Regions from separate parts of the Mus musculus genome. Here regions 1 and 2 are each linked to region 3. A link is a loop called in an ENCODE intact Hi-C map of the cell type or tissue named here. Cell type or tissue: heart. All regions are shown on one strand.

Region 1 (8,000 bases), 75 kb before region 3:
GTATGGAATTGTAAGCTGAATAAACCCTTTCCTCCCCAACTTGCTTCTTGGTCATGATGTTTGTGCAGGAATAGAAACCCTAACTAAGACACTTCCTATATTTCTTCAAAATAACAATAATTTATACTTGCTTTCATCTGACAGATTTGAAGGTCATGATAGGAAATATACTTCAAAGATAGAACAAACATGGAGGTGCAAAAGTATGCATATTCTTCTTGTAGAGTCCATCATAACCTTAGCAAGAGACTGCAGGATTGCCCAGGGTAGCAACTGAAGTAAGGATCTGCTTGAGTGAGGAGCTCAGAAGCTGTCAGTGCCCTCATCCTGGTGGGAGCTGGGCTCAGACCATGAGATAAGGAAGTGAGCTGTGCCATGGAAGTGCCAAGTCCATCTGAACACATAGACTATGGGAACAGGATGTCTCAAACAGGAACTGGAAGCTACAGTCACAGGCTGCAATTCAGTGGCTCAACAGACAGCTGCGGAGATGAAAAGAGTCTCCCTCAAACATTCATTCTGTCTCCTGTAGCATGTAGAGACCCCTGTTAGAGCAATGTATTGTCTCTACCCACTCTAGCTAACTTCTGACTCTCTGTCCAGCATCACCTCCAGTGATGGCCATTGCAGATGTGAACTATTCTAACAGGTTCCCAGCTTCTTATTCTATATTCCCAAGGCCTATTTTCCCATCAAACCATGTTCTACATATATATTTCCTAGGGCAGGCTAGGTCTTGCATCTTGAACCATAGTGTTCAAGCAGCTCTCAGATCCAACTGTAAAACAAAGAAAATGTATGTCTTCTACAAAGCTACCCATAAGTGACATGAAGCTAGGCCTTCCTAGAAATGTATTAAAAACTGAAGAGTGACAGGAAGTGTTGAACCATAGTTTACCCTCTCCCCTGCCAGCTGTGGACCCAGCTGTCCCCTTCTCCCCATAGTCTCAGGGACCACTGGATGGCTGGTCTCAGGAATGAATGATAGGGACAAGCAAGTCCTCTTTACGATGGGGTGCCGACCCCACCTCAGCAATCATTAAGGTGGCATTTTTCAAGGGTGATACCTTGGTCTGGCAAGTTAGTAATTTTTAACTGCCATGCACTTAAATGGATTCTGACAGTCAGAAAGCAATGGAGTCAATTAAACATGACATATTTAACAGATGGCAAAAGGTGTTTTGTCAAGACTTTGAGACATAGAGAAAATGAGATAGGTGCAAATCCGTTCCAGAGGGGCAAAGCCCACACCAATCATGTCTATTTCCAAACAAAAGGAATGTCCAGGAAGGGGTCACTGGGGTCCTTGAGGTTTTTGTTGGAGACTGTCCCCTCACCCAGACCTTGCTCCTATGGGTTTTTGTTCCATCTCACTACTTGTTTCCCTGTGGAGTGGCCATCAATGGCCTTAGCCATACCATTTACTTGTGGCTTTATTCATGTGACATGTGCAAATGTCTGCTGTCCTATGGTAAGAATCAGTCATACTGTAGGGTAGAATCAGCTTTTAAAATATGTCCTAAATGCCTCTCTAATTGCAACTGCAATGACAGTTCATGAAGACAATGACACTGTTGAAATTATAAGGAGATGGTAAACTCTACAACTGGCCCTTTATAAGTGGTGGGAGCAGGGAGCTTTAGGAATTGACAAAGTTTAAATATCTATGTAATCTTGGGGTGTGGGCAGGTAATAGGGTGAAGAGTTGGAACAGACTGCCTATGAATCTCACCTGGATCCTGTCATTCATTGGAGCACTGCGTTGTCATGGAAAAGCACACTGGAATCAGAATACTTGGATCTCAGTCTCTTCTACTGGGTACCAGGAAGCTATTAAACATCTTTAATGTTCTTTCTGAATCTATGGAAATTTTACACACATATGCACACACAAACACACACATGCATACACACACACACACACACACACACAGAGTTGTTCTTCTTCTTTTTCTTTCCTTTACAATTTACCAAATTGCTGGGTGCTGATTTGTCTCACCTGGAAAAGCCTGCCCTTATCAATTTCTTATCTCTGTCTCTCCACCTGCCCTAAATTTCGTGGCTAGTCCCAACTAGCCCCTGTGAAACATCTCTAGCTGCCCTCCTGTAGTAGTGGCCACAGGCCCCAGCTCCTCTCGAGATCTCACATAGTTGCTGTGTTCTTCCTCCAAAGCATGGAAGAAAAACCCCTCTCCTTCCTTGCATCTTCCCTTTCCTCCTGGGACCAGAAAGTCCTAAGGAGGATCTGGGGTCTTTAGAAGAGGTTCTATAGCTAATGGAACTGAGCAGAGTACAGAGAGGTTGTAAACCATTGCCAAGAGACTTCACAGGACAGTGTTCTGTCCTTGTGTCCTTCCCAGTCTGCAGTCATGAATCTTCTTTACAGAGCCCCATGTAAGTCTGGCCTCCATCATTCACTCCTGATTGACACAGGGGAAGAAAGATCTCATATCATCTCCCCGCTCTCTGACAACCCCTGCAAGCCTCTTCCTTATTGGCTGCCACCTGTCAGCCATTCATAATGAGAATAAGAATTCATGAAGCTCTGTGCTAAGATGGGGCTGTTGTTAGTGGGAGGTGGTAGATCATGGGGGAAGCTAAAGGATTTATAACTTGGGCTGTTATTACAAGTCTCCAGATCTCACACACCTTGCCTCCTCCTTCTAAACTGTGTTCTCCCAATCTGAAAAGTGGGTAGGAGTTGCTAATATATAGAGGGTTGTTGTAGGGATCACAGAATAAGAATGTACATAAATTAATGCCCCAGCTCTTAAGAGGCCCCTTATAAAGGCTGAATGCCGTTCACTTTCCACGTGAATATGTGCATATGTACGCACACACATGTACATGTACACTTAGTCTCCTTCAGTTTCTACTTACAAAAGTGCCCTTGGTTTTGGCTTGTATCAGCTACCACTCTGTTCCACAGTAAATCGGTACCATCTGACAGGCAAAGGACACTGAGCAATAGCAAGCCACACCTTAATGCTACCCACCCAAGTTCCATAGCCTAAGTAAAACCAAGAACACTGATTCCAAAGAAGAAGAAAAGAGAAGTGGTCTATATGACTTTGTAGATTCTAGTTTCAAGATGGAAGTTACATTAACTATTGTCAGTACTCATGTTAAGATTTTTGCCAAGACTGAAATGCTTCAGACTTCAGTATGACTCATGGTCCCAGGGATCAAGCAAAGGGATGCCTCTTGGTTAAAGGCATACAAGAGAATGTTAACATTGGATAGGAACTACTTTTGAAAGTCTCTTTGCTACAGTTTCTAGGTCTGTCCCAGGTTCTTCTTGCCTCTCAGAAGCATGCTCAAATTCCAACGTCCATGGAATTCAGTGGCAGGCTCAGGTTTGAGTGTATTTCCAGGAAAAGAAGGATATGAAGCACTGGACACATTCTCTGGCTCTAATCTCTACTCAGAATCCCTGGACCACCCAGGAGTCTGGGCTGGGTTCCTGCCTCAGATGATCCCTCCAGCTCCTCCAGCTCCTCCAGCTCCTCCAGCTCCTCCAGCTCCTCCACCTCCTCTAGCACTAAGGCTATCAAGCAGAATTCTGCTCTTTGTCCCAGTTCACTTCTGCCCTACTCTATAGGCAATGGATGTTTTACATACGGCTGTAGCCCGTGGTATAAAAATCACTTCACTGCTCTGGCTTCAGTAGCCCACATCCCTGAGGCACTCATATTTGGTCATTGCTCAAAGGTCTGCCATGTGCTCAAGCCATTTCAGTCTGGCCAAAATCCCAGAGGACTTCCTGTAGCTATAGAAGCCTGGCCTGCACCCTAGGGCTCATTTGCTTATGGCAACCCCCTCTCACACGGCTGTCATTGACTTATCTTCTGATCTTACTTCTCAACATCTTCTATGCAGAGTTCTCTCCTCCTCCTAGAAAGCCTACTTATGTCCCCATCCATTCTGTTTGTTGGCTCCCTCCTTTAACACATATATAGCATTTTACAGGGATGCTGGGATCTTTAGACCCCAGGTTTTTCTTCAACATTCCTAACCTATCTGCCATCCTTGACACTCCCCAGGAGTAGTTACCTGCCAGTGCCCCTTTCTGCTCATTTTCTCAAAGTCCTCTCAGCTCCTGCCTCTCTGCAGAATTCTCCAGGCATACAGGAGCCCTGCATCCCCTCCCTGGAGTTCTCAGTGTATAAGAATTCTAGCCTTTGTCCTGGTCCCAATAGCAGAGGGTTATCACTCTGGTGTACAGTCTGTACTTCGAAAAACCTTGGATTTCTTCCACAGCTTGAGGACACAAGACTCTTTACATAAAATCAGACTCAAAACACTTTTAGGTGGATCCTTCTTGAAAAGCAAATGGTGGCTGAATTCACTGGAGACCATAACTCAGTGGGAGCTGTCAGTGCTCCTCAGGGTGTTGCACTGCTGTAGAGTCATATATCTGCTTCCTCCCAGCAGGGAGCTGGATCGCACATTGCATTGTGGGAAAGAAACCAATAGCTAATTCCACTCCTGATGATAATTAGCATTCACATACACTGTGTGCTGATTACAGTATAAGGTTTTTTTTGCATCATTGTCTTGTATCTTCTTTGGAGCAGTTGATCACAGGGTTCCATGCCAAGATGGGAACTGACAAAAATAGCAGACTGCACTGGAACCAAAACCTCAGTCTGTCTGTTTCTAAGACAGGGCCTTCCTACTGGATATTGGCCCTGCTTCTCACAGAGACAGGCAGGGACCAAGGCCACTGACAAGCCTGCTAGTGCATAGTGGGTAGAGTGTGATGCTGCAGGTGGCTGCCCGAGATGTGCCTCATGTTTGGCAGCTGTGAGACGTGGGGTGCACAGCTTCCAACTTCCTGACACCTCTAGAGTGAGGATTCATGGGCGGTTCTGATATGATACACAGAAGTGCTGCCTAACTCTTCTGCTCTTTGTCTCCCTCTGAGCTGAGACTGCCACAACCCATGCAACCTGGTGCTGACTGGTGAGGAGGCGGGTGTGGATTTCCCAGGTGTTCCTTCCCTGAGAAGTTAATACATTACAGCAAGAATGCAAGGAAAGGAGAACTAAGGCACAGGAAGGAAATAGAGCAGGCCTCTTGGGACTCTCTTCCTGCATAAGAATATTGATCCTGAAGTCAAGGCCATCAGGGCACGCGCGCACACACACACACACACACACACACACACACACACTATGTGCCTCTGTTGCCTTGCCAGATAATAATTTCCTCAAGAGCGGTGTGAGAGGGAGTCTTCCTGGGCACACTGAAGCCACGATTTCTGAACGGCCCCATCAGAGTGACAGGGTTGGAATGCTGGTCTGCTCCCTTTCCTCTAAGCTCAGGCTTTTTTCCCGGGCTCTGTCCGAGGACCACCAGCTGTAAGGCCTAACAAGTCCCCCCAAATGAGGACAGCCTACTTAACTGCTGACTTTCCACAAAGAACAAGGTTTCAGAAAGACTGATCACAACAAAAAGAGAGAGGAAAGTTCTCTAAGCTATCTTACAGTGTCAGTGAAACCCACGCCTTTACCCACTTCCTCCGAGTATCAAGAAGCCCAGCTATTTATAGCTAGCAGAGATATTGAAAACATCAGAGGCCCACCCTGAAATCCTCATGTTCTCAGGCGTTCCTGTAGGCTACTGGTTCTCAGTCTGTGGGTCATGACCTTTGGAGTGGGGGAGCAATCAAATGACCCTCTCACAGGGGTTGCCGAAAACATCTGCATAGCAGGTATTTACAGTGCACAACAATGGCAGAATTACAGTTATGAAGTAGCAATGTCAATACTTTTATAGCTGGGGGTTACTAAAGCAAGAGGAGCTGTATTAAGGAGTTGCAGCATTAAGAAAGTTGATAACTTCTGCTGGAGCCACTTACCACCACCCCACCCCCTGCACTTAGCAGCACAGAATGCTATGCCGCACTGTGAAGACCTCGAGTGTGAGTACCATTCTGTTACAGGAACATAGCAAGTGGTTTTTAAAAAAACAGGTGGTCACTTGGTGTTACAGAAATAAATCAAGGGTGTAAAACTCACATTCACGACAAGTCACCCACTATGTCACTCATTACCAATGTCACTACACTCCAGGCCCCGGCTGGATGCAAGTTTGATGTGCACCTCTCTTGATTCTCATGAGGAGCCTAGAGGGTCCTCTCTTGTTTGTAAGTGCAGATGCTTACACAAGTCTGTTTTGTATATCTTGCAGGAGGCACCAGCAGGCTGAATTTAGTATATAAAACACAGTAAAAGACAAAACCCCCTGTCTGCTACCTCACACTATCTTGTGTCTGCAGCCCAGGCTCTCTGGCCTTATCTGTACTGTTCAGAGATGTTGGAAAGGGCTTTGGTCATCAGGCTATATATAGCTACTAGGTTTTCAGCCCTCCTCCTGCTCACCCCCTGTGTACTTTCCTGTTCCTCGGATGGGCTTCCTACTGCTTGCTTGGCCTCAGGCTCTGGTCACAGGTCCCTCTAAAGACTAAAAACCAGACATCAATATGGGATAGGTATAACACTCTCCCATCAGGAGCCTCCCAGGTATGTGTGAGAGTCTGCCTCACTGTGGCTGAGTGCTCAGGCCCCTGATGCGCCTCTTATTAACAACAGGCTTTTCAGAGAAGTTGGCCGCTTCTACTAGAGAAATACTCCCAAGTGTACAGTCCTCACACTCATGCTAAGTAGCCTGCAGAGGTTCAGTGACAGGACTGCTGAGTTCTGGGTGCTCCATGTCTCACTGTATGTCTGACTAGGCACCAGCAACTTCTCTGTACCTTATATACCTCTTTGTAAGCTGAAATGATGGTGTCTTCCAGAGGGCCTCTATGTTCACATTCAACTACAACTTAGAATTAGGAAACCTTGCTACTTGAGCTCTCTGCAGAGGAGGTGGCTGTAGTTTGCATAGTGCTTTACCAGAAGTTTTCCAGTCCGCATTCAGAGCTATATCACCCTTGACCTCATTATACTTCTTTAGCTGAACAGCAAGACCGGCACCCTCTCTTCACAGATAAGGAAACCAAGGTTTGCACTGACCTAGTCAAGTTTACACAAGGATGCTGTTCTGTGTAGGTCAACCCTGACATTCATACATGTAGGATATCAAAGGTTCCCATGTGTTTGCGTATGGAAGAAACTATAGAACTCAGCTAAGACCTGAGGGTCCTAAGCAGCAGCCAAAGCTGTACAGACTGTTAGCCTGACCCCTGCTCTTTCTTTTCCAGGGAGGCTCTGCACTGTCCCCGGCTGCAATTATCAGCCCAGAGAGGGCCCAACAGCAAGCTGCAGCCTTGGCAAAGGAGGTTGGATGCCCTACTTCATCCATCCAGGAAGTGGTATCATGTCTCCGCCAGAAGCCTGCCAACATTCTCAATGATGCTCAGACCAAGGTAGGTGCTGGTGTACAGGTTAGGGAGGGACAATCTCTTGTCTTTACAAATGAAAGGCCCAGGTCTAACCAGATGTGATGATGGTCTCCACCAAGATACACACCCAGTGCATGACCAACTAAAGATAAACTTGTCTCCTGAGTCCTAGTCCTTGCAGGAGCCACAGGCTACAAAGAAACATACAAGGCTGCTGCTGAAAGATATGTTTCTCTGTCATTTGGATGTCTTATGTACAACGTGGAGCCTATAATGGAGACACAGTTGAGAGATGAAATGAAATAGAACTTGAGAAGGGTCACACCCCACTAGGACCATAGAGGCACAAGGTCAGGTCACAGACCCTTAGATCAATAGTGGGGCATCCCTTTCTACCAGTAAAGACCTTGCTCTCAGCTTGCAATTCTGGCTGCCTCTGACATTGGTAGAGGATGCAGAAGCAGGCTTGATCCTCATAACAAATCTGGACCCTACGATATGGACTAAGTCTTGTCCTCATCTGCACCTACATAGGCTACACTGTTTAGTGTCACCTGCCACAGACACTAACTTTAAGCCCTTCCTCTTCTTGCCGTTCTTCCTGGAAACCTCTTGTTGCTTCAGCCAACAGGTTCTGGGAGGGTCTCCT
Region 2 (8,000 bases), 1.3 Mb after region 3:
CACTGAGCTACAGCAGACTTCCTCAACATCTTGGAAGCCTAGGTAATTTGGTGAAGGGCTGCCAACCCTGGATCATCTATTCCTCGCAGGTCAGAGAGACTTCCACAGGGACACAGAGCAGTCCTCTGGACAAGGCTTACAATAAGTAACCGTTGCTTGTGTCGGGTCCAAAGGAAATTGTCCTGGCCCTCATTCCGGGGCCCCATTCCCTTCTCCCAAAGGAGCCATTTCCTCAACACTGTCAGAAGGGACCAAAGGTTGTCTTTGGTCCCATTAATATACCAAAGTGCATGCTGGCCTTCAGGCTCACTCAGTATCACGAGTACCTGTGGCTCCCCCTGTCCCCTACCCTAAAATTCTCCAGCTCACTGCTGTTCTCTCTCAGATTCTCATTCCCATATAACTCTGCTATTCTGCCATGAGTGCCCTCCCTCCCTTCCTCCTCCTCCTCTCCCTCCTCCTCCTCCTTCCTCCCCCTCAGCCCTCCCTTTGCCTCTCCTTGGCTACAATAAAAACCTTCCCCTCAAGCACACTCTGGAGTGGTTGGCTACGTTCTCCATTTATAAATCTGGTGCTGAAAGCCTCAGTTTATATACACTTGCATCTCAGCTCAGTAAAGCCCAGTGGCAAGAGCAGCACTACAGGCACCCCAGCCCTGGCCTCTCACACTGGAATAGAGCAAGCAGCCCCCTGAAACCAGGCAGCAACACGACCATCTATTTGCTGCCACTGCCTCTGTCATGTTCCAGCAGGCCTCTACTGCATAGTCCTAAGAGCATGCAGCTTCCAGTTGCCTCCAAGATATGGGCAGAGCCTTCCTTCCTAAAGTAGTGGTTCAAAATCTTCTGGGGCAGGATTTAGTGGGTATCCTAGATCCTTGAAAAGGTGCCTAAGCATCCTTTGTTCCAAAGGCAGGCAAAAGAGTCAAGATCCACAGTGCAGGACACTGCCTCCTAAAGACTGTGACCCTTATAGCAAGAGCTGGATCCTGGGAGTTTCAGAGATCGAGACCCAACTCTTCACTTCCACATGCACTCTCCACCCAGACTTAAGACATTTCTCAAGTCTAGAAGACCCTCCATTTCTTAACCCAAGGGAGGAGAAGACACTTGCCCCAGCATCCAGTGGTAGAAGGAGGCAGACATATAGTGCCTTGCCTAGTGGCTTGCTCAGTTGGGCACGAGAAGACAGCAGTGCCAGGCTTTCTAATCCCTCCACCTACATTTGTGGAATTGCACTAAGAGTGAGAAGTTCAGGCCTCCATCACCTCTGGAAGTAGGCAAATGGAAACCTTCCCTGTCTAATCTTCCAGGCCCATGGAAGCTTCCCTAAATACCCTATAGCTTCCCACAGGTTCACAGCTCTAGGTGTTCAATTCCCTCCTTCTCCAGGCAACACCAAGAATGAATGGGAAGGCTGTATAAAGAATCAGAAGCCTGTGCATCCACAGACCCTCTCCCTCCCCGGCACTGCCTCTGCTGTAGGCACTGTACTCACAGTCAGAAAAGTACAAAATAGCTGGCTAAGGGGGCCAAGAAGACTTTGCAGGAGGCAAACACTGAAATAATCTAGGGAACACTTTCTAGCAAGAAATGCAAAGAGGAAGTGGACTGTGACAAATAGTCCAGTCCCAGACCATGGTAAGACAGGCCAGGCACATCAGTGGTGGGGATGGTTGGACATGGGAGACACTTGAGCAAGAAGCACAGAGCACTCTATGCTCTGCACACTCTGGACAGGTTCTTAGGTCCAGAAGCAGAATCAGACAGTGACTGGTGTAAAGCCAACATAACCTCTACATGGACATGACAAAAGACCAGGGGTCCAGGGGCAGTCATAGGTCAAAAATCCAGAAGTTGCTAAAGGACAGGTCAGCAGAGCTCCACTCAGGTGGAGTGGCCTGAGCCATGCCCTATGCCTATGGGCAGAATCTGGCACAGTTCTGTGATGAGCAGAAGAGAAGGGCATTAGAGAAGACTAGGCAGGTAGAGCGGGAAGGCAGGAGGGCTGCAGCAACTGAATCCCAGGGGAAAGAACCATGCAGGGCCACAGCACTATGTAGCAGCGAGCTCTCGGATCAAAATATTTCATCCATCAGAGAAGCTCCCTAAGACAGAAAGAAACATCTCAAACTGCTTCAGGAAGTCCCTACAATTATCCAGATTCAAGAGCCCACACCCACCCTTCCAGCCTGCTGAGAGTCACTCTCAGACAAGCCAAGACAAGGGTTCACCCAGAAGAGTCTTAGTCAAGCCCACATGCTGCAGCAGAAACCAGCCAGCTGCCTGGAAGAGGTCTAGACCACCTGAGCCACCTGGAAAGGACTCTCCAACCCGCTGAGCGGCCTGCAGGCTGTACAGTGTGCTCCAGGTTTTCTACTTTTATGAGGTGGGCTTTGGTGGTGCAGCTCTGGCTTTGAGTCATTTCTGCTCCTATAAGTAACCGGAATAAAACTTACTGGTTCACCAAGTTGGACTTTGTTGGTATCCAAACTTTGGTCTCCCTATCTAGGGTGAGTTGGTGTGTGTGTGTTGTGTCTGTATAGGAAAAAGTCTGACATACAACACACATCCTTACTACATGGTGCCCAAGGCTGAGCTCAGTCGGATGCCTACTGGTGTCTCTTCCCGGAGGAACTCTAGGCAGTCCAAGCATGACAAACAGGGCTCTGGCAGGCTTTGCCCTTCTCCCTCATTCTCTTTGCCTTGCTAAAAACTATTAGATTGGATTCCCAAAGCCTGTTCCCTTCTTTGGCCCCTTCTTCCTCCTGAGGCTAACTACCAAGGTCCAGCTCTCAGAGTACTGAAGTAATCAAAAGCCCCTTTGGCTCACCTAATTAGCATGCCCAGTTAAAATTAAACACCTCATCCTAACTCAGGGGCTCCCTTTTACGTTTATAAACTGCCGTTTGCCTATGGGCCACATCAGTATCCTCTATCCAGAGGCAGTCCTTTGTCCTCTAAGACAAATACTCCTTCCTTCTCTCCCCTGGTCTTGTCCCCTTCTCCCTCTTCTTCCATCTCCTGCCTTTGTCTCTTATTCTCTGTCCTTTGTTCCTCTGGGCAAACAGATCTCCTTTGTGCTGAGGACAGTCTTGGGGTGTCCTAGTCTGCTATCTTTTCCTAATGTTCCCTGAGTTGTTAGGAGGGGGAAAAAAAAAGCAACGAAAAGGCAGCAAAAAGAAACAGAGCCATCACTCACTTTCCCAAGGAGAAATGTGTGCTGGTCAGAAGGCCACCTGCAGACTCTCAAATGCAACTCAGAACTATCCTCATCAAGTGTCCAGCAACTGTCACAAGCAACTGTGTCATAAGGCACAGAGCTGAAGGAAGTACAGTCGAAAACTCCAGGAGAACACAGTGTGTCTTCAAGAAGACCTGGAAACTACTGTGTGTTCTTCCATAGGAATGTTTAACAAGAGCAGTGGGGAGTTTCACAGTTCTCTTTTCAGGGAATGACCCCAGTAATAGGAAACTTTGGGGGCTCAGAAGCCACTTTCACAAGCTTCACATATTGATTTCTGCAGGCTGAAAAATGTTTTTCAAAAACACCAGCTGTTCCTCATCACAACAGGGGAAAAAACTCTTTTCCCAGTTCCTCTTACTATTGAAATGCAGAATAAAATAAATAAATGTTGGATACATATTCTAAATGTTATTTTAACTTGCCAGGGTTCAGAGGAGAGAGAGAAAACACTTATTTTGCTTTCATCTAATTGTTTTAACAAGCTCTGGAGTCAAGGTCAATTTCTGAAATGTCACTGAAGTGCTCTTTACAGTGCATGTGCTGGAAGAATTATGTGACTATTTTCCGATTGTAATGTTGTGCTTGGTAGCCTAGGGAGCACCGTGCAGTATGTTGAGCTCAGCCCGAGGCAGCTGGGCATAAGGGCACTTCTACAGACTTGAGAGGCGTCCACCCAGACCAGAGGTGGGGAAAACAACGAGGCTCTACCTTCCCGTTAGGTATCTGTGAAATTGAAGACCTTTTAGGCCACGGGGATCAGTGACGGATGAGGATGTTTTCCACGGGGCTTATTACTATGTATACTGATAATCCTGTGAGGAGGACGGTGCCTGCCTGCCTTGCTACAGTCACTGCCTAATTATCACAGAATGTACTGCCAACAGTACGAAGCTTGCAGAGGAACTTTGATTTCTTACTAAGGTACAGGAAACCCTCCCTGCCAGAGGCCTGGGGAAAGAGTGTGCTCTGTCCCCCTAAGGCAGAGATAACAGGGATTTCTAAGGCAGGAATGTGGTAGCTCAGGACACAGCCTGAAAGAGCAGATCTTGCTCCTTACCTCCCCCCAACGGGGACACTGGATAAACACCTTGGCTAGACTTAAATTCCTCAGGGACTAAATTAGAAAAGGAGCTTAAATGCCCAGTTCTTTTTTAACCAATCTTACAGAAACACATACTGTGTTGTTCAGTTTACACAGCATTCTCAGAATGACAAAATCACAGATTTGGAGACTAGATCAGTGGGCAAGTGTTGGGAGACCAATGTGGGTAAAAGAGCAGCAACAGGTGAGCTTTGAGGGAACAGGGCAACTCTGCCACCTGCTGGCAATATGGCTGACAAATCTATACAGGCAACAAGTGACTGAACCACAGGGCACACTGGGAATCTTGATACTCCTTGGCTCTGTGTGAGGGGTGGGGACATGGGGCCGTTTTGCACTGTCTTTGCAACTCCAAAGCACAATGTTTAATTTTAAGGGGTTTTTAGACTTTGAATTGCAAGACCCTATCTTCTCTGTAGACCTTATATTTTTAAATAATTCATTAACTAAATAATATTTATTAAGAATTTCTTTACATTAATGTATTGGTTTTGTGTGTGTGTGTGTGTGTGTCCTTACTTCTCAAGTTATGGAGAAATACAATTTCCAAATTATAACTTTAAAATATGTAGACTGAATGAAAGCACACCAGAAACAAAAATATACAGAAGTATATTTTCATCATTGGAGGACATGATGACAGTTGTCTACGCTAGTATAAAAAAGAGTAGAAAAGAAATGCAAAAGACATTAGAGAGTAAATGATAAACTGTGGGAAATAATTTAAGTACATAGGACAGTCCAGATGCAGAGTGAGTTAATCATATGAATGAGGACTACCCCAGCCATCTACGAACACAAATAGCCAATAACCTAGCCATGTACATAGAGAATCCATTCCTCATGAGTGGCCACAGATTGAAAGTTTTAAAGCCTGCTTTGCATGAGAACAGCAGGATAACTACTGACTCAGTGGAGGCCAAGAGGACAAAGGCAAGGTGGACACAGTCTCAGCTGGAAGGGAGCAGGGAGACCTGAGGTGGCAGGTCATTCTGACAACAGCCACATGTGCTGAAATGTAAAGCGGTCCTTCTTCACCCCCAAACCATGTGATGAGGCCTGTACCGAAGTCAAAATAACATGCAAAGACTAATGATAAAACTGCATGTTAAATACTACATTAAAACAGTACTAGCCTGGTGGTGGTGGCACACGCCTTTAATCCCAGCACTTGGGAGGCAGAGGCAGGCAGATTTCTGAGTTCGAGGCCAGCCTGGTTCTACAAAGTGAGTTCCAGGACAGGCAAGGCTATACAGAGAAACCCTGTCTCAAAAACAAGCAAAGAAACAAAAACAAACAAACAAAAAACAGTACTAATGCCCCGGGACTATAGAACTATGCAAAAATGTCATATGGCTTTTAAAAATGACAACAGTTGACATTTGCTAATTGTTTGGGGTTGTGACACCTAGCAAAACAGTCACAAGTATCATATACAGGCTGTCAATATTTTTCAAAATGGAAGTAGTAGTGATACATTCCTTTAATTCCAGCAGTACAGAGGCTTACAAAAAACAGATCTCGAACAACAATATGAACTAACCAGTACCCTGGAGCTCTTGACTCTAGCTGCATATGTATCAAAAGATGGCCTAGTCGGCCATCACTGGAAAGAGAGGCCCATTGGACATGCAAACTTTATATGCCCCAGTACAGGGGAACGCCAAGGCCAAAAAGGGGGAGTGGGTGGGTAGGGGAGTGGGGGTGGGTGGCTATGGGGGACTTTTGGTATCACATAGGAAATGTAAATGAGCTAAATACCCAATAAAAAATGGAAAAAAAAAAACAGATCTCTTTGAATTCAAGGCTACCCTGGTCTACATAGCTATCTCCAGGCCAGTCAGAACTATCATCACATTGAGCAATCTTCTCTCCTAAGGCATACCACCTACTATGTCTTTCTCTTGAGGTTGACAACTAAATGAGACACTCACGGAACACTGAGAATCACCCTGGCAATAGAAGAGGTACTGGGAAACAGATTGTTTGATAGTGAAAAAAATACAGTTTTAAAATGTATACCTGGAAACATACTGTTTTATAAGCTTACTTAACATACTTATACACACACGCACACACAGGACAGAACACTGTCAATAGAACAAAATGGCAGCCTACAGATTGGGAAAGGATTTTCACAAACCCTACATCTGACAGAGAGCTAATATCCAAAATTTATAAAGAACTTGAGACAACAACAACCAAAATAACTCAATTTAAAAATGGGGTACAAAGCTAAACAGAGAATTGTCAACAGAGGAAAATCTCAGGTGGCTGAGAAACACTTAAATAAATGTTCAAAGTATTTAGTCATCAGGGAAATACAAACCAAAACAACTCTGAGATTCCATCTTACACCTGTCGGAATGGCTAAGACCAAAAACTCATGTAATAGCATATGGTGTAGAGGATGTGGAACAAGGGGAACACTCCTCCATTGCTGGTGGGAGTACAAACTTGTACAACCACATTCGAAACCAATTTGGCAGTTTCTCAGAAAACTGGAAATAGTTCTACCTCAAAACCCAGCTATACCATTCCTGAACATATACCCAAAAGATGTCTCACCATCCCACAAGGATATGTGCTCCAGTATGTTCATAGCAGCCTTATTCGTAATATCCAGAAAGTGGAGACAATCTAAGATACCCCTCAACTGAAGAATACATTTTAAAAATATGATACATCTGCACAATGGAATAGTATTCAGCTATTAAAAAACAACCATCATTAATTTTGTAGGCAAATGGATTAGACTTAAGGCCATTCGATAAGAGGGAATGCCTGATACTGTACACCTGGCTACTTATCCCTTGCTTGAGAGCTTACAGACCCTAAAGGAGAAACCACTACGACCATGTCCCTAAATCAATATATCTTCTTGCTATATTCTATACACTTGTTTTTATATCCATGGGAAAGTGTAGCTCTCACCCCTCATCAAAGAAGCTTCATTTTGCAGCAGTTGGAGGCTGCTATTGAGATGTACAACTGATCAAAAATGCAAAGAACAAGTGACCTTGAGGTGCTCACCCTCAGTTACATATCTACAGTACAACTATAGAAGATGGGGACGAAATAAGGGATGGGAAGAGGCAAAGGACCAGGATGCCTGCTGCAAGCAGTATCTTTTAGACATGATAGACATGCCGCACCTGTGAAATCTCAAAACTACGGTTGCCTAAAACAACATTCATAATTACCATACCAGGTGACGAGCCAAGAGGATGGTGGAAATGTTCCAAGCCTCACTCCTAAGTGAAGAGCTATAGGCAGTTAGGAAACATTTAGAGGGGGAAAATCAACTTTCTCCAGAGACCTCCAAATAGCTTATCCAGTCTCAAGTGGTCAGCCCCAAACCTATATATATGTATATATGGGTATATATATATATGTATATATATATATATATATATACACACACACACACATATATATACATACACACACACACACACACACACACACAAACACAAATACCACGTGTACATGTATATAACAATAATAATTATACAAGATGAGGGCATGAGCCCCAAGACAGAGGTGAGGGAAGAGTTGAAAAAGAGAGAAGGAAGTGTAAAAATGATGCAAATATCATATACTCATGTATGAAATTCTCAAAACAATAAAAAGTTGTAAAGATATGGCTCAG
Region 3 (8,000 bases):
AGATTCTGGGGATGGGGAGTCCCTGGAGGGGAAGGGTAGAGAGAGAACACACGAGGCCTGCAGAAGCAAGCCCATTCTCCATCCCAGCAACAATGCTAGATCCCAAGCTAGTGGAGGCCAGGATTCAGTCAGGCCTCCAACCCAGGAGTGCAGGCACTAGGGGAACTGGACTCAGTACTATGTGTGTGCAGAGCACGACGGTGAGGCATCTGCTCGACTATGTGCAGTGCAGGGTATCTTCTAAAGCCTGTTATCCAGGACTCCAGCCTTGAGAGGGAGGTTGGTGAGCATCCTAGGAGACTGTGAAAGAGAAAGGAAAACGGGCGAGGTGATGCTGCTACTGTTAAGGGAGATGATGATGATGATGGTGGTACTACTGCTGCTGCTACTGCTGCTGCTGTTGTTGCTGCTGCTGATGACAATAGTGGTAATGAAAGAATGGTGACGATAGAAATGGTGGTGATAATGGTATTTATGATGATTGTGACACACATGGTGGTGACAATAGAAATAGTAGAGATGATAGTGATGATGATGGTGATTTTTAAAACAATGCATGAGATAAGGTATTCTCTGCTCTAGTGCTGACATCCTGATTCCTCAGCCCCCTCCCCCTTCCCTCCCTGCCCCCTTCTCTACCTTCTTCTCCACTTTCTCCTCTTCTTTCTAGTCTTTCCCACTGAAAGGAAAGGGAGGCTAGAGGGGGAGGAGAGGCGGAAGAAGGAGAAACTGGGCCTCTGAAAGGGGATAATGAGCACTCCAGGGATGTGATTTGATCTTGGCCCGCCCACCAGTCTGAGATCTGGAGGCAAGTCCAGGCGAAATTTTCACCACCATTGCAGATCTGCTGGGGGACAGGGGGTAGGGAGGGCAGAATCCAGACTCTGAGGACTCCTCCAGGGACCCTGACTCTGGCCTATGAATAAAGAGAAGGAAAATAGGCTGGGAACCTCCCCAGGACTAGAGAGGTCTAAGCAGGCTGGCAGGATAGAGGAATATTTAGAAAAAGCTAACCTTCAACCCTGTATTTAAGCAAAATGGTAGCCTCCTTGAATTGCTGTCTCTTCTTCCATGCCAGCCTTGTCTATTTCAGGGCACCTACAAGGGTCACCTCCAAGAAGTCTTCCTCACATCCCGCAAGCAGGGCTACAGATGTCTCCATAAATCTTACCCTTGTCGGGTGGAAGGGGTCACAACTCAACTACACTGACTTCACCCCATCCTTTTCCCATGCCACTTACTCCTACAAAACCATTACATCTCTCATCTCTCAACTCTCAAGCTACCTGGGCTCATCATCCCAAGGCCTTTGTACACTGACTGGCCTGGCTTATGCTAGGTTCTTCCCTGATCTGATCTGTCCCCTACTGGTCTGTCAACGGCTGTGCTAAAACACTGTAGGTGCTCAGAACAGGCATTACTGTGACTCCTAAGTCTAGGTCAGGGCTGATGATGGCTAGTTAGATTGTATGTGTAAAAGATGAACAGGAAGGAGTGACCAATGACCTATCTAAAGTAGAGATGCCTGATGGAGAGGGCCAGAGAGCATTAGAAGAGGGCCTGATGCAGTTGCTAGGTAGCCCAGACAACAAGCAGTGACTTCCAGTCTTGGTATCAAATCAAAAGTCAGGAGCTCAGCTTTTCCAGGCCCTGTGCTAGCCTCAAGCTCGATGTCCCTAACTGGGAAGTAGACACGATGGTTCACTGTTCCTGTACACCAGGTTGAATTGGACAGCGGTCAGGAAAAGGTGAGGCTAAGCAGCCCAGGGATAAGAGTCAGCCCAATCCACAGACCAGGCAATGGTTTATTAGCCACAATGGATGGAGAAGCCCTCTTCACAGAGCCTTGTTTTAATATAAGCTGTACTGGGTATGAGTGAGACTAGAGCTCAAGTTTCTTGTAGATTGGAGGAGGGTTCTTTTGGTTGTGGGTACAGTATGATTTGCGAGCTGGAGTCATCAAGTCTTCCAGTTCCTGCCTTTCTCACTGAAATCTACATCCATATATATGTGTTTCACACACACACACACACACACACACACACACACACACACACACACACACGTACACACCTTTGTAGAAGTAGAGGAAGATGAGCAACAGTTCAAACATCTCAGTTTCTCTATTTGTGGTCACCTCCCAAGGTACATCTACCATTATAGTTACCATAGCTTGACTGCTACAGGGAAGGGGCCTTGTGTTCTCCATGGACCATGGCCCCTGCCTGCCATCACCACATCCTTAAACCCCAGGTCTATCTTTTCTCACCAATGGCTGCCTGAATCTCACCCCACCTCATCTAGGATTGTCTCCAGCTTAGACACCCTTCCTGAACTGAATAATTGATTGGTCAGTTATTCTCCCCATTTAAGATGCCGTGGAAATCTTCCCAGAAACATTTTATGCTCTCTCGCCTCTCTCTCCCTTCACTTTGCCTCACACTCCCTCTGCTACCAAGTGAGGAATCCTGAGTATGATCTGAAGGAGCAATGCCTGAGAGTTGGGATTCAGCTCCATACTAGAGGCCTCGAGCAGGTCTGACTTCCTATGGTTCATTTCACTCATGACATAAGAGAGAACTTGGCATTCTGCCTTTCCTCTGCAGTTATCACCAAGATAGAACCGTCTATTGAAAGCCAGATTTTAAACAGGGCATGGTGGCACATGCTTGTAATAATAGCCCATGGGAGGTAAAGGCCTGAGAATCAGGCATTTAATATCATTCTTGGCTACATAGTGAGTTTGAGGCTAGCCTGAGCTACATTAAGACCCTGTCTTAGAAACCAAAAATAAATAAATAAATAAATAAATAAACATATAAAATAAATAAATTATACGCAGTATTGATTCAAAGAAGCCATTAAAATGCTCTTCAAGGTGTCCTGTGCCATTTGAGCATGCTCTGAGGATTCATATGAAGAAATGATAAAACAGCAACTCGTTGTGTTGCCATCATAATTGTATGTAGGTTGCAGTTTCTAGAACTCTCTCCCATTTCACAGACACATTAAGAATCTCTGTGAAAACACTGGGTGCCTACGAGTTCCTACATTTCTGTGTGTGCGCTTGTGCGTGCATGTGCATGTACGTGTGTACGTGTGTATGTGTGTGAGTGTGTGTGTGTGTGTGTGTGTGTGTGTGTGTGTACATGTGTCTAGACAACAAAAAAGTAACAAGGTCAACAAAGTACAGGTGATGATGAAGGCTGGTCATGGAGGGGACGGTGTCATTGTTTCAACCTTAGGAGATTCAAAATCTCATTTGAATATTTGTCTCACAATCATTATATTTCAAGTTTATATATGTTAAGTTACATATATAAACTTGTAAGCACAATATAAGTTAATGTAAGCACATATAATTTAATTATATCATGAGTTGTATATATATTCATTATAAAATATGTAATTATACATAATATAGTATATGTTATATGTTATGTAATGTACATTATTGGTAGGCATAGAAAGAAATATGAAGAATGACAGTGAATTATTATAATATTAGTATTATTATTTTGGATTTTTCAAAGTAGAGTTTCTTTGTATAGCCCTGGCTGACCTGGTACTACTCTGTAGACCAGGCTGGCCTCCATCTCAGAGATCCACCTGCCTCTGCCTCCCAAGTACTAAGATTAAGCTCATTACCCTGCCTTATTGTGGTTTTATTAAAATTCTCTGAAAGTACTGAAACCATTTTTACCCTACATAGAAACCCTGAGATGGGTGTAGCCAGGATGTGGCTGCTATAACTCCAGCCCTTGGTCTTTTTCACACTCTCGTCTCCTTAGGAGGAAGGGCCTAGAGCTGGTACCAATCATGTACCGTTGTACCTGGAGGTTAGTAGAGGCTCTAAGTGCACTGTCCTTTCCCTTTGAGATGGCATGCTGATAGCCCAGAACTCATGATCCTTCTGTCTCTGCCTCTCGGGGGCTAGGATCACAGTCCTGTCTACCCTGTCTTGCCTCTTTGTACATTGGAGGAATGATTAAATTAGTGCTTATCGTTTGGAAAGATCCTCAACTCTTGCCCCTTTTATCCTCTCCATACAAAATTGCCTTGTCCAGCCAGTGACTCCCCAAATGCAGTAAAATGGATGGGTAGAAAACTGCAGTCTTCCACGGCCCTTGTTCTTACCCTCTAGCCAGCTAGAGTGAAAATTCGGGGCAACTTCACTCCCTGAAAATCCTCTTGAACAAAGCCTGGGGGAGGGGGGAATCCAATGCTGTGTTGTAAAGTGAAAGGGTCTCCCACGCATGCCTGGCCCAGGTCTGCAAGGCTGAGAGCTAAGATCCTCCCATACAGTAGTCTAGGGGACCTGGTGTCCTGAAGTTCCCAGGAGGCACTGAAAAAGTGGCACCTTCCCTGGCATGGTCCTTTGGACCAGAAATATGGCAGCAAAACAGTGGGACCCCTAGGTTCCTGTGGTGCAAGCCACTGCCTGGGCCCAGACCTACCCTATCTCCTATCTCCCACAGAGCCTCTCTTTTCAGCAGCTGCTTCTAGGCCCAGAGACTCCTCAGCATCCCCAGACATTAGGGGGTGATCTACCATTTCTGCCTCGACACTGACCTCTGGTGGAGCATCTAAGCACAGTCGCCCAAAGGCTTCAGCCAGGCTTTCCCCACCCACACCACTCACTACTGTTCCCTGAGCATTGCCCAAGTCTGTTCTCACACCTGTGGGCACTCAGGTGATTTCCCCTTTCTGGAGTTCTAGATCCAGCCATTCTCTCCTCTTCCGGGGCCCTTTGGAATTAGGGATCATCTCTGTTGTGATGCAATCCTGCAGTGGCCCATGCTTTGCCTCTTAAGGGACAAGGTACCTGGTAGAGACGTAGTGTGTAGGTATGGTGGGAAGATGGGAGAATAAATAAATGAACATGGGTGGATGAGGGTATGTATGGTGCAGCTAGCAATGACAACCACTGTGGAGGGACCCCAGAGTCAGAAGGACTGGTGGGCACTTAGACCAACATGTTGCTTCAGCTCTGAGTCTTTGTTTCTTCCACTGGGTATGGAAATAACACTAGTGCCTCTCATTAGGTTGATGACGGGCCACTGCCACCCTTTCTAAAATGAGGATGAGAGTTCTGATAGAACTACAGTCCCCATTGCCCAGCCCTGGCAGTGGTAAGGGTGTCACATGAGATCCCCCCACTTCCCTGTGTCCTCTCGACACTCATGCCCTGAGAAAAGAGACTAGCATGTCACCCATCACTGGGTGACCTAAAGGGTTCTCTCCACCCAGGCAAGGTCCTCTATTCTGATCCTATGTTCCTAGTGAGTACCTTTTTTAAAATGGTGTGATCGTACTGTGTGAAGCCCCAAGGATCACTTAGTTTCTGGGTTCATCTAGAGCGCTGGACCATGCTGTCCCACCCTTAGCCACTGCTCACCTGTAAACAGCATATTACAGATGCGTATGCAGGCTTTCCCATGGCACTGGTACAAACGCATATGCAGGCTTTCCCACAATGCTGCTACAAGCATTTATGAGCTTCCCTACAGTGATAGACTTTTCTTCTCAATTTCAATCAGCTTTAGCATTCCTGTAAGTTTGACAGCAGGGATCAAAAAATACTTTACCCTGCTTACCCATATTGTTCCTTTTGTCCAGAAGTATGGGAATCTTAGGGACATTGCTAGCAAGCTATGCCTTTCTTTTTCTCTGTTTTCAGGTACTTTAACAAACTCTCAAGGGCTAAGATGAATTTCAAATCATCACTTAACAGCATTTTGCCCTGAGGGGTGAAAGAAAGATATGTCCCAAAGCCATGTCTGGTAGCTCTCTGTAGGACACTTGGAGGTACTTCATACTAGGCGTAAAGAATGTTAAAGCAGAAAGATGACCCGAGGCTCTGTTCTGACCCTGTCCTCCATCCAGTGTTCTCAAGTCATTGTTCCTACCCTCTTAAGAATCACAAGCACTACAGGCCGACTCGTGCCTGTCTAGAAGAATCCAGAGTCCAAGTGTGATCAGGGCCTCTGTGTTGATGGTTGCTGCCTTCAGAACTATCTAGAAGAGCCTTGATGCCCTGTATCCCCTCCAGCAGCCTATGAATGGCTCTCTGGAGACAACGCTGGGCATCAGTGTACTAGGACTGTCAAGGTGATTCTGGTGGGGAAGAAAATCCAGGGAGTTCTGCTGGGCTGTGCTTCTAACGATTCCTGAGCAGGGATTGAAGGTCTCAGAGTGAGCAGAGACAGACAGGCAGGCCTGCAGCCATGTAGCTGGGCAGGCCAGCTCTCACTGAGCGTGTGCTGTGCATGCGGTTTGGGAGGCATCTTGGGCACGCCACTCTCTTCTTGTCATCCTGTTAACACTGTGGCATCTGCAGAATTCAGTGCCAGAAGCACATTGTAAAAGGAGTTTTATGTGAACCACGTCAATTTGGAAGGACCAAGGAGCTTTTATTCTTATTTCTCTTTTCCTTTCTCAGTCCTTCCTACTCAGCCTTCTCCTTACTTGATGGTTTATTTTTCTCTTTTCTTCCTTCTTAAGGATACTACAGGGTCCCAGGGTACTGTGTCTGCACAGATGCATCTGTCTAGTTTGGGGTAGGCGCATTGACTGCTTGTGTTGTGACAGCCAGGGCTCTCTTAGAAGAGGGCAGGGATCCTGTAGGGACAGAAAGGACAGAATCCCAAGAAAAGTATGGGTGCAGAAAAGGGCTTGTAATGCTCTAAGACAATGTTCCTCCCAAGCAAGGTGCTTCTGGGAAATTCTATGTCACCTTAAAGTGCACACGGGGCTGCTCCTCCCTTTGAGTCACCAGGAAATTCCTCCCATCCTCTCAGTGCACCCAGGGCCCTGCTCCCAGATCTTGTGAGGCTAAGCTTTGCCAGCTATTGGGCTTGCCTGCATGCCTGTTGCTTCCACGGGGATGTCTACAGACTTACAATTTGTATTCTGAGTCCAAGGTTCACCAGGTCTTGTTCTATTTGGCCACCAGAGGCCCCAGGAGAAGTCCTCCCCATGGTTTTTTCACAAAAGCAAATGAGTTATTTACTTAAAAGCTTTAGAGAAGGTGCTGAGAAACTGGCTCTGTAGTCTGTAGTAATGGGCACTCACTTCTCTTCCAGAGGACCAGAGTTTGGTTCCTAGAATCTGTGTCCAGCAGATCATGACCCCTCTATGATTCTAGCTGGAGGGGATCCGATACCCTCCTCTCATCTGTATGAGCATATGAACACACGTAGCATACACACAGACACACTGACACACACACATATATATATATATATATATATACATATACACACACTAATAATTGTTGTTGTTGTTATTATTATTATTATTATTATATAAAACATTTTTTCCTAAACCTTAGGGCAGAGAAGAACTTGATCCCTTCCCCTGACTCCTTAGGTGACCTTCTACAGACCAATTGGCAGATCACTTAAGACTCTCTAAGGGCCCCAGTTCCTCACCACTCTGAGGAAAATCAGCAGGCCCACTTTGTAATTTGTTAGACAATATGTGAGCTGGTGTATATTCACGTGCTGCAGGGAACCCTCCATAAATATTAGCTGTAGAGATCTCAGAAACCTGTGTGTTTACTCATACCACAAAACAGGGGAGTGGCAAGAAGGTAATCCTGCCCTTAAGAGTTCAAAGTTCACTTGAGGATATAGATTGAACTCATCATTTCTGCTGATAGGGGCTTACTGACACCTACTATGTGCCCAGCTCCTTCTGCCTGGTTGAGGCAGATGTCTCTTGCCATGTCTGTTGCACTACACACCTTGGGCTGGTTGGTCCATGGCTTCAGAGCAATCCTCCTCTCTCTTGCGTCCATCTCATTATCGGAGCTATAGGATTAGAACTGCGTGCTGCCATGTCTGTCTTTTACACGTGGATTCTAAGGGGTGGAATTCAGGTCATCAGATTTTTACTGGCTAAGCCATTTCACCAGCTCCTGAGCACCTCTTGGTTGCCTTCCGAGATGGTTCTTGAGTGAGTACCTTTTAGCTAGTTTCTTCCATCAGGAAATTCTC

What was found. Hi-C counts contacts between places; a loop is a spot of excess contacts. Peaks named below come from ENCODE experiments on the same cell type or tissue, not always from the same donor. Only the 100,000 strongest peaks of a DNase experiment are listed, where the experiment ranks them.
Region 1: a loop joins it to region 3, with 2.4 times the contacts of the local background. A loop is called at or near these places in 9 of 42 quality-filtered maps.
Region 2: it touches region 3 in a loop (2.5-fold over the local background); 7 of 42 quality-filtered maps call a loop at or near these places.

Annotation. Positions count from the first base shown.
Region 1 is chr15:66,820,053-66,828,052 of GRCm38, forward strand. Tg (thyroglobulin) reads left to right here. Exons shown (of 48, transcript NM_009375.2): 42 at 7,211-7,375. All of the region lies in intron 1 of Sla (src-like adaptor), which reads right to left. Among named protein-coding and RNA genes, the nearest start is that of Sla, 7.8 kb to the right of the region's middle. RefSeq lists an enhancer at 4,249-7,110. In heart, no CTCF peak of the experiment used is centred here; DNase peaks (open chromatin) are centred at 379 and 4,699; H3K4me3 peaks cover 882 bases; H3K27ac peaks cover 4,970 bases.
Region 2 is chr15:68,200,733-68,208,732 of GRCm38, forward strand. All of the region lies in intron 3 of Zfat (zinc finger and AT hook domain containing), which reads right to left. Among named protein-coding and RNA genes, the nearest start is that of Zfat, 54 kb to the right of the region's middle. In heart, a CTCF peak has its summit at 4,572 (motif pointing left); no DNase peak of the experiment used is centred here.
Region 3 is chr15:66,895,298-66,903,297 of GRCm38, forward strand. All of the region lies in intron 1 of Ccn4 (cellular communication network factor 4), which reads left to right. Among named protein-coding and RNA genes, the nearest start is that of Ccn4, 7.9 kb to the left of the region's middle. In heart, CTCF peaks have their summits at 4,587 (motif pointing left) and 4,787; a DNase peak (open chromatin) is centred at 4,574; H3K27ac peaks cover 1,390 bases.